Regions from separate parts of the Mus musculus genome. Here region 2 is linked to region 1. Evidence: chromatin contacts called from ENCODE POLR2A ChIA-PET data. All regions are on one chromosome and are shown on one strand. The core of a region is the stretch at or near the end of the contact, and the rest is flanking DNA. Distances in the headings are between cores, read along the strand shown. Region 1 holds the start of E130307A14Rik (RIKEN cDNA E130307A14 gene). Region 2 overlaps Fyn (Fyn proto-oncogene).

What was found. ChIA-PET counts read pairs that join two places held with the same protein, here RNA polymerase II (POLR2A).
Region 2: POLR2A ChIA-PET joins it to region 1 with 21 read pairs in embryonic stem cell. The contact joins the enhancer-like site here to the promoter of E130307A14Rik in region 1. POLR2A ChIA-PET finds 5 or more read pairs at or near these places in 4 of 5 experiments (Patski and embryonic stem cell).

The regions. Positions count from the first base shown.
Region 1 is chr10:39,729,460-39,734,019 of GRCm38, reverse strand. It overlaps E130307A14Rik (RIKEN cDNA E130307A14 gene), which reads left to right and starts at 2,013. Exons shown (of 3, transcript NR_038037.1): 1 at 2,013-2,282. It overlaps Rev3l (REV3 like, DNA directed polymerase zeta catalytic subunit), which reads right to left and starts at 1,860. Exons shown (of 32, transcript NM_011264.3): 1 at 1,407-1,860. The coding sequence starts at 1,545.
Region 2 is chr10:39,499,928-39,504,487 of GRCm38, reverse strand. The region is part of intron 3 of Fyn (Fyn proto-oncogene); the gene reads right to left. Among named protein-coding and RNA genes, the nearest start is that of Gm40627, 88 kb to the left of the region's middle. Within about 2 kb of position 2,040, at least 1 of the 3 ENCODE cell types and tissues checked has a DNase peak (open chromatin) inside an H3K27ac peak, as active enhancers do.

The DNA.
Region 1 (4,560 bases), core at 764-3,263:
AAAACAAAGACAGCAGCACAGCATTTAAAAAGGTAGAAAACCTATCCTCCAGAACATTATAATGCCTCTGATTTTCCAGTCTTCCACGTCTCAAATGCTATACTTTCTACCAACTGTTACCAGCATTCCGGTTCTCGATCTTCCAAGGTTCACAGCATCAAACTCTACTTGAAAAAGGAGTCTTTTACCCAGCCTTATTTATGTCATTGGCATTGTTAACAAAGAGAATTCACATTAAAAGGTAGTAGCTTAGAACGAGTGTCTGTATTTTGGGAAATGGTATTGTCTTGGTAGTCCACAGAAGCTGACTGTAGTAATAAAGATGAATGGCGACGAAGGCAAAGAGCATCAAGTGGGAAATGCCGTCTGAAACCCCATAGGGCTATACCTTGGTAAGAATCGTCTTCCAGAATACGGCTTTACCATTTCATCTTAACAGTTTAAAGCATGTAAAAAGACGCAAAACTGAAAGATAAAAACGCAAAACCTTGTATATCTGGCCCCTAACCTATTTATATTATAAACCCAAAGAGTGTTCCAGAACATAGCTTGTCATTTCCCCCCCCCACCATTTCTTCAAAATGGCTTTTTTTTTTTTAATCTATTTTTAAAATGCAACCCTGCAACCCAGCCTAGAGGAATTTTAAAATGCCTATGCTGCTGAGCTTGGCTGTGTTTCCTAACGAATCCACCCCCATTAGGTGTAGTATTTTATGTTGGGCGACACAAACACGTAGTTCCTATTTCCATGGATGCACATTTCCTGAAAGCATTGCACCTGAGGATGCCGCTCTGTCCCTGTCGAGGCATTAAACTCTAAGCAGTCACGACCTGCACTCACAGAAGAGCCACATGGTCACTTCAATGAGAAAAATTATCTGGCCCCGGGCGCCACTTTCTACAGCCACAGCATCTCCGGCAGGGGCAGAGGAGAGCGAGGGTGAACAGAGGCAACCGGGAGCGACGGACAACACGCCTGACACTTCGCCTCTGCCCTCAAAGCCTTTTCTCGAACGGGGCACTAGGGACACGTAGCGAGTGGCCGGGGTCTCCGCCGGGGACCGACCTCTAAGGACCCGCGAACTCGTCCTTGGGGACGAGGCGCAGCCACCCGACCCACCGAGGCAGGGGCTCCAGCCTGCTCGCCGCTCGCAAAGGAGAGACCGGGCGCCCGCCGCCTCTCTGCCGCGGAGGGGGGCGCAGCGCTCACGCGAGCCCACATTTTTTTTTCTTTTGCGCCTCCTGTCACGCGCGCGAGAGAGAAGGCGAGCAAAGCCGAGAACAGGGCAGACTCCGCAGCGACCCTGTAGAGGGCCGCCGGCGGCGGCGTGCGCGCGAGTGCGCGGAGGGAGGGCAGCCCCGACGACCCGGCGCCCGCGCTCCCGCTCCCGCCCGCTCCCGCTTACCTGCCGGGGTCGCCCCGAAGACTCGTACCACCGGCACCTTCTTGACAGGGAGCTGGGTGAGCGGGGATTGGCAGGTATCCAGCCCCGGCAGCGGGCTGGCCATGTAGTAGTCGGCAGTCACTATCCGCACAGAAAACATGTTCGCCGCCGCCGCCACCGCCACCGCCTCCCCTCCACTCAGCGACCTGGCAGCAGCGGCGGCGGCGGGCTCCGCAGAGGCGCCTCCTCCCCTTCCTCCTCGGTTCGGCTTTTCCCCCCCGCCCCTCGCACGGACGCCGGGACGAGCGGCAGCGGCGGCGGCGCGCGGAGGCTGCGGAGGCTGTGTGCTGCCGCCGCCTCCTCAGACGCTCCGGGCGAGAGGCAGCGGGAGAGAAGCCCTCGCGCGTTCGTCGGGTCGGGTGGTACCGCTGCTGCTGCCGCCACGGCCGCCGCCGCCGGGAATCACACGGGCTCCTCGGTCCCAGGCTGCAGCTCTTGTTGCCATGATGATGATGTCACGGACGCAACCACTGGGGGAGGGGAGGAGGGGTGTGTGTGTGCGCGCGCGCGAGCGGCGACGGGGGGGGGGGAGGAGGCGGGCGGGCGCGCGCCCGGGGTGGGAGGGGACGAGGAGGGGGTTCTCCCCCGCTCGGAGCGCGCGGCTGGGGAAGAAGCTGGCGGGAAGCCGGGCCGCGCGCCGAGGAATCGATGATTCGGCCTGTGGGCCGGGTCACTGCGGCGGGGCCCGGGGAGCGCCGATAGCATGGATAGGCTCAGAGGGGCGCAGGGTTTTGGCGGCTTCCCGAGTTCCCCTCGCCGACCGCCATGTCACATCTTACGGAAGAGGCGGGGGCTGCCGCGGAGAGGATATTTTTTGTTTTGTTTTGTTTTCACAAGGTAAGGGAAGCCGCCAGCGGGAGAAGGGAGGCGCGGCACAGACCTCGGGCGGCCCTGGCCGAGCGGGAGGGTGGGAAGGAGGGAGGGCGGGCCGGGCGGGCGAGCGAGCGGGCGGGCGGAGCGTTGGACGTGCCGGCCCTTCTCAGGTAACGCGGCGGCGGAGCTGGAGCCCGGGCCAGCTCGAGGGGCGGGGGCGCGCGGGCCTCGGCCTATAAAAGGGCCGCCCTGGCGCTCGCTCCCTCCTCCGCCCTCCCCTCCCCCCAGCTCCGGGCGAGCCTCGCGCCCCGCCTCGCCCGCCTCCTCTTCTGCGGTGCTGCAGTGACTGCGCCCGGCCACTTAAGGAGATTTATTCACGCGCGGCCCTGCCCAGCTTTGCCCAAGCTGGGCAGATACACCGACAGCACAGGGATTTCCCACCGTCGTGGTTTTCTCCACCCCCCCACTCCCCCACCGCCTGCCCCTCTCGCACTAGGACAACCACTGTGGGTTCCCCCGCGCAGGCTACACACACACACCCCACACACACACGCGGCACGAGCGAGAACACGGAAAGACTTGTTTGCTCCACTCACCTCCCTCCCTCCACTCCTCTCGCGGCTGCTCGGAGAGCCCCGAGAGCCTTTCAGAGAAAATGTTGGCAAAAGGGAAAGGCTCCTAAAAGTCGGCGTGTTTTCATTCACTCTTAGTGCAAGATTTTACTACGGGTTGACACAGAAGAAAAAGGGGGTGGGGTAAGACATAAAATAAAAACCAACTTTATTTGGAGCTAGAAAGGAGATGAAGTGGCACAGTTAGGGATTGGGGGGTGCGGGGGCAACAGATGCTGCTGGTGAGGATGTTAAATTAGAACCTATGGATTTTGTCTGGCTTGGTCACTAATACTGGGCGTGACCTCGGACAAATAATTTGATTTTTTTAGGCCTCGTTTTTCACAGGTGAGTCGTCGCCGCCGCCCCCCCCCCCAATTCCGCCCCAACAAAAAGATTAAAGTAATAGGAAGCAGAAACTACAGTTTTCAGCTTTGAAATTTGCCACTGAAATTAGGACACTTGACAGTCATTATCCATCCAAAGTAGAGTTCATTCTGTCCCACTTAAAAAATTATACAGGTGCATTTTACTGCTTGTTATATTGCCTTGTATCTGGAGTGGGGTGAGAGCTCCTTGTTCACAGTCAATTGTGGATTTTCACATAAAATCAAAAGGCTTAAAGGGACACATTGCAGAACGCAGCGTTCCATACTAACAAATGTTAATATGAATTTATGCTTAGGGTGATTTGAGACTAATCAATACAGTAAATTTGCCTCAAGAGCATCATAAGAAGTGGCAAGACTAGGATGTAACCTACTAACAGCTATAGTACAGAGAATTTTTTACAAATTGACTTAAGTATTAGAAGACTATAGAAGAGACTTTAAAATATGACTTCCACACACAAGCCTTTTGTTCATCAGCAGTGTATGTATGCACTTACCGTGTGTTCTTTGGTACAAATAAACATTTTATACAGTCAGAATGTCAGATGGACAACACCAGTGATTTCCATGATGTCCATCAGTTAGAAACAATATAATTTAAAAATTACGCATAGACTTCATCAAAATATAATATAATAGTCTCAATTTTATACTGCTTGAGATATACAGGGCTGGCTGGTGGGGTTGCTAAGAATATGTTTCCATTTTCCATCCCCCCAACATGTGATTTAGTAAGTGACAAAATATTAAAATTAACAAAAAATATCCTAAATTTGTAGATTGGTGGTCTTGCTGCATGTCCTGTAGCACTTAGGATATTTTTTTGTTAATTTTAATATTTTGTCACTTACTAAATCACATGTTGGGGGGATGGAGAATGGAAACCTGTATGCTTAGCAACCCTACCAGCCAGCCCTGTATATCACAAGCAGTTAACATTTGTCAGTTATTGGAGCTCATTGACTGACATTTATCATCTCACCTATTTACCCAGAGCCTTTCAACCCTTCCATGACAATACTTTTAAACATCAGGTGAAAACATTTGCTTTTAACAATTATCTGTAATTGTAGGCAGAGACCATCTATATGAGGGGGAAGGAGTAGGTATATGGTGACTTAGTCAACAACAGGCAGCCCATTCTATATCACTGGCTTTCCTCACTATGTCCAGAACACTTGACAAGAAGAAACATAAGGAGGAAAAGAATTTATTTTGGTTTAAAGTTCTAAGGAATAAACTCTGTAAATGTGAGGAAGACATAGTCGTGAGAATGTGAGGTAACTGCTCATTTTTGTC
Region 2 (4,560 bases), core at 791-3,290, 230 kb after region 1:
AGACAAACCAACTAGGCAGGAAATGAGGGAACACTATTGGTAGCACCTTCCTCTCCCCCCACACCACTGAAGCTTTAGGGGAAACACCAGTTTCCACAAGTAATCAGGGAAACACTTAGATTAGTAAGTGATTTAATTAGTAACTAAATTCACAGATGAATCCTCTACCCAACAGTGACAGAGGGTCCCTTGAAATGAGTTTGCTCCTACAGTACTGTGGGGACTTCTGGTAAACCAAACTGGTAATGTCAACAAGGGGCCTAAGACAGGCTTGCCTTTGGGCCTGTGAGTATGTGCTAAGTGAGGTTTTATAAAATGCTGTTCATCACTTTGGAAATTAGAAAACATGCAAGTGTTTAATGAGAGGTGGTGAATTTATAAGGTATGTCTACGACAGAATGGTAAGCAGAGGAGAAAACAGACACGGTGAGTACTCTGAAGCAGTGCGCTGTGTCAAGGCAGCACTGGGCCATTCCAGCTACAAAATGGATGCCTGCGATGCGCTTTAGGGGGACAGGCTGAATCACCGCAGGCGCGTGACAGAGACTGCACTGTGAGAATGCACCATGTTGATGAGTTCAAGTTCCCTTGTTTCAGTTCTCAACTGAATTTGTATGTAAGTTGAAACAATCACATAGTAATAAAGCATAAAACTGGAGATGGGAGGGGAGCACATTAAGAGGCAACTTCTGGAAGGCACAATAGCTAACCAGTCAAGAGCAGTGAGCGTGCTTTCTACTCCTTGCTGGGTGCTGAGGGGTTGTGCAGCAAGCAGGCAGTGAGAACACACAGAGAGAGCTGCAGAAACCTTACTGTGGCAAGGGAAGCAGAGGCACTGATGTCAAACCTGAGGACGCAATGGGTGATCACGCCAGACCTGGGCATGAAAAGGTCAGCTTAGGAACTTTGGGAAGGTCATGAAACACCTGACCCTCCGGAAGGGAGAGGCTAATTACCATTTCTCAGACCACATGGCAGGATCGGACCTGCCGGTGGGGACACATTCCACAGTACTGACTGTTGCCACCTTCAGACAAGGAAAGTCTTTGTCACCTCATTCCCTAAAGACCAATCAGTTTAAAGGGTGCACTATTCCACCAATCTTATTGTGCCTAGTTGCTGATGCTCTATTCTGCCCCTGGAAACCATATAAGAACTCGCTGGGATATTGGGAGTAGCCACCACTCCTTCGGGTCTGGGATGGCCCCAGTGCACTGGAGCAATAAATTCCTCTTGCTTTTTGCATCGATCCCGGCTTCACGTGGTTCACTCAGGGGGTCCCAGGTAAGCTAAGGCTCCCCAGAGTCTTACAGGCAGACAAGGTGGGGGCAATGAATATGCTTCAGTTCTAAGTCCTATATGCTTGGAGACCCTAACCATGTAGGAATGACAATCCTTAATTAAGCAGGCTCTTCCTGGAACTGAGGGCTTGGACTGGGCTGAGCTGTGTACTGGCCAGCCCTAGGGAAGGGAGGTCTAACCAGCACTCACTCTCTGGATGCTGCTGGTTGTAGAGGCAGGGGGATTTGTCCTTATGCTTGTTGTTTTCACCCTTTCCAGCTGACACAGCTTTGACTTTTCTTTTTTCTTTTTCTTTTTTTTTTTTTTTTTTTTTTTGAGACAGGGTTTCTCTGTGTAGCCCTGGAACTCACTCTGTACACCAGGCTGGCTTCGAACTCAGAAATCCACCTACCTCTGCCTCCCAAGTGTTGGGATTAAAGGCTTGCACCACCACTGCCCAGCTAGCTTTGACTTTTGAGCTAGTTTTCCTGAATCCCGGTGGAGCACAGGAGGGAGCAGCCCCACTTTATACAACTTAGCACTCTTCTGAAACACTAAGGTCTGCTGGATACATCACTTCTCACTGCCCATATCCAGTCAGGCTTGTTTCCCCCACTCTGCACATGCTCTGTAGAACCACGGGCTTCTAGTCGCAAACTAGCACAAGCAGGAAAGCCAGTGTCACATCTGCGGCTCAGTCGCAAAGCCTGGCTCTCTGGCCTCCTCTGTTTTAGTAACAGTTGTAGCGGGACTGGCGGTGGGCCAGGAGTCACAGTGTCACCTGGCATAGGCACAAGCAAACACACTAGAACAAAGCGGCTGCCTGAACAGGCATCGCCAATGTCCTTTCTATAGGTAGGAGGAGGATGAGAGCCCAGGAGGTTCCTTCTCAGGCAGGACAAAACCTCACTCCGCAGATCCCCCCAGTCAGCATGGGGGTTCCTGGACAGATGATTCTGCATGAGCCCCAGCCTTTCAGAAAACAGGGGGTTCTTTCTCTTCCTTTAATTCAGTAGCACTAGTCACGAAGATCCAGCTCTCACAGAAGCAGATGGCCGGAGGGTGGGATGGCTCAGTGAGTAAGGATGCCTACTGCAAAGCCCACAGGTCTGAGTTTGATTCCTGCTAGAGGGGAGAACTGATGGCTCCCAAGTTGTCTGACCTCCACTCTTCCATGCCACGCCTTGCATGGAAGCTTTGCCCGGGCACACACACAGATTAAGTAAAAGTGTAATAAAAAAAAAAAAAAACAAAACAAAACATGAAAAGCGCATCGAAAGGAGCAAGCTTGGGACAGTGGGCGTGGCATCCCCATCGCTTGCCCCTTTGCTCGGAAGCACGGTTGTGGAAACAGCCACAGCAGAATCTGCCAGCCGCCATCTGCATTGCAAGTCTGAAGTGAGGCAGGCGTCTCCTCTGAAGAATGACAGGGAGCCCTGTGTCTCCCAACCACTGGGACTGCGTGTTGGCACTTCCTCCAAGCTACAAGGAACGCAGGAGCACAGCAGCAGCCTCTGCATCCAGCAGTGATTTAGGATTTCAAAGCTGCAGCAGCAGATTGGTGTGAATGTTGATAAACCAGGCAGTTGGGAAACACACTCAGCTTGAATTCCTGGGCTTCTAAGAGCAAAGAGCAGTGACAAAGGAGGCAGAGAGGCAACGCCAGCCAGCCTCCTCCCTCCTCTTCATGGTACAGAGTCTGAGAGGGAGGAAGGGGGTGGGGGTCTCTGCCTTCCTTGAGTTTCCTTCCTGCTGAGGAGCCTGGCTATGCAATCCTTTGGTCTTTCATAAGAGGTCAGCATTTAGGATTGCCCAGTGCCCAAGACCCAGGGGAAATGAAAGGAGGGAGAGAAGAACATGGAGCCACCTGCAGGCAGCCAGCACTGGTTCCCAGCAGCCCTTGGAGAAGAGCATCTGAGGTGACAAACTGGCTACTCTGAGGAAGGAGCTGCTACCGCCTCTGCTAACGCACTGAAGGCATGACTGAAGCCTGACCTTGTCAGTTAAAAAAACCTAAGTCAATCAAAAAAGGCGGCACACGTGTTTTATGAGCCACCATACATTTATATACACTATTAACTGAAAATAAATGCATGCTAAGGTAACCTAACAGTGACATTTACTCATGTATATTACTATTATTAATATTTTTATTATTACTATCATCAGTGTTGTATCAGAGAATTAGGAGCTTGGAGAATTCTGCTCGCAGTAGGCCTGAAAGAATTCAGTTTTGGGATGAGCACGGTGGTGCACGTCTGATCCCAGCACTCTAGAGGCCAAGGCAGCTGAACCTCCGTGAATCCTGCGGCCAGTTTAGTCTACATTGCAAGTTTCAAGACAATCAGGGCTACATAATAGAGAAAGCCTGTCTTAAAAAAACAAAAACAAAACTTTAAAAAAATCTCCCCCAAAATAGTTTTGACAATCCTAAGGCCCAAATTCATCTCTGATAATAATTGGAGTCACAGAAGAGGCCAGGAGAAGGGGTGTGGCACACTGCCCCTCATCCCACTAGACAGCCACAGTGGCGGTTTCCAGTGGGCCTATGACCGTACAGCTGAAGACCACACCTTGAGATTTTCTTCTATCCAGCTGTTTCCATGTCATTTCACCTGTGGGCTGACAGCAAATGGCTGTGAAAACCCGAGGGTCTTTATCTTTTAGATGACGTCTCCCTTCTTGCATCCTGTGGCATAGAAGGAGCATGCAGTGTGGTGGAAACCAGCTTCAACAGAGAGATAACTGGCTAAGGAATGGTGTGGCATCATGACAACAAGAACCTTGGAAGGCATCATTCACCCTAACTCATCAGCTTTAACCTTCAGGCAAGAGAAGCATGGACATCTGTCACGTGTGAGCCCTTACATGGAAGAGGGAAAGGTGTAAGGGGCATGGTCATTCTGTTATGACAACCTGGACTTAAAGGAATAGGAGGAAGTGATTATAACACAGAAATGAAGCCTGGATCCCTGGGGCACATGTCCATGTCCCTTTACCACTGGCCACAAGCTCCTCTGAGCAAGAAAACAACAACCATGAATTACGACACCTGAACAAGAACACGAGCCTTCTCAGCGCTTTAAATACGGTCTCTTTCAGTGCTCAGAGTGATCATACCCAGGCATTCAGGTAAGGAACATCGGCTTAACAGAACTAAAACACCTGCCCGGATTATGTAGTTTGTAAGGCTTCGGTCTGAGTCCACGTTACTACATTCATGTCTTCTATACTATACACTAAGCCATGATGTCTTTTGAGTGGGACACTCTGCATTTA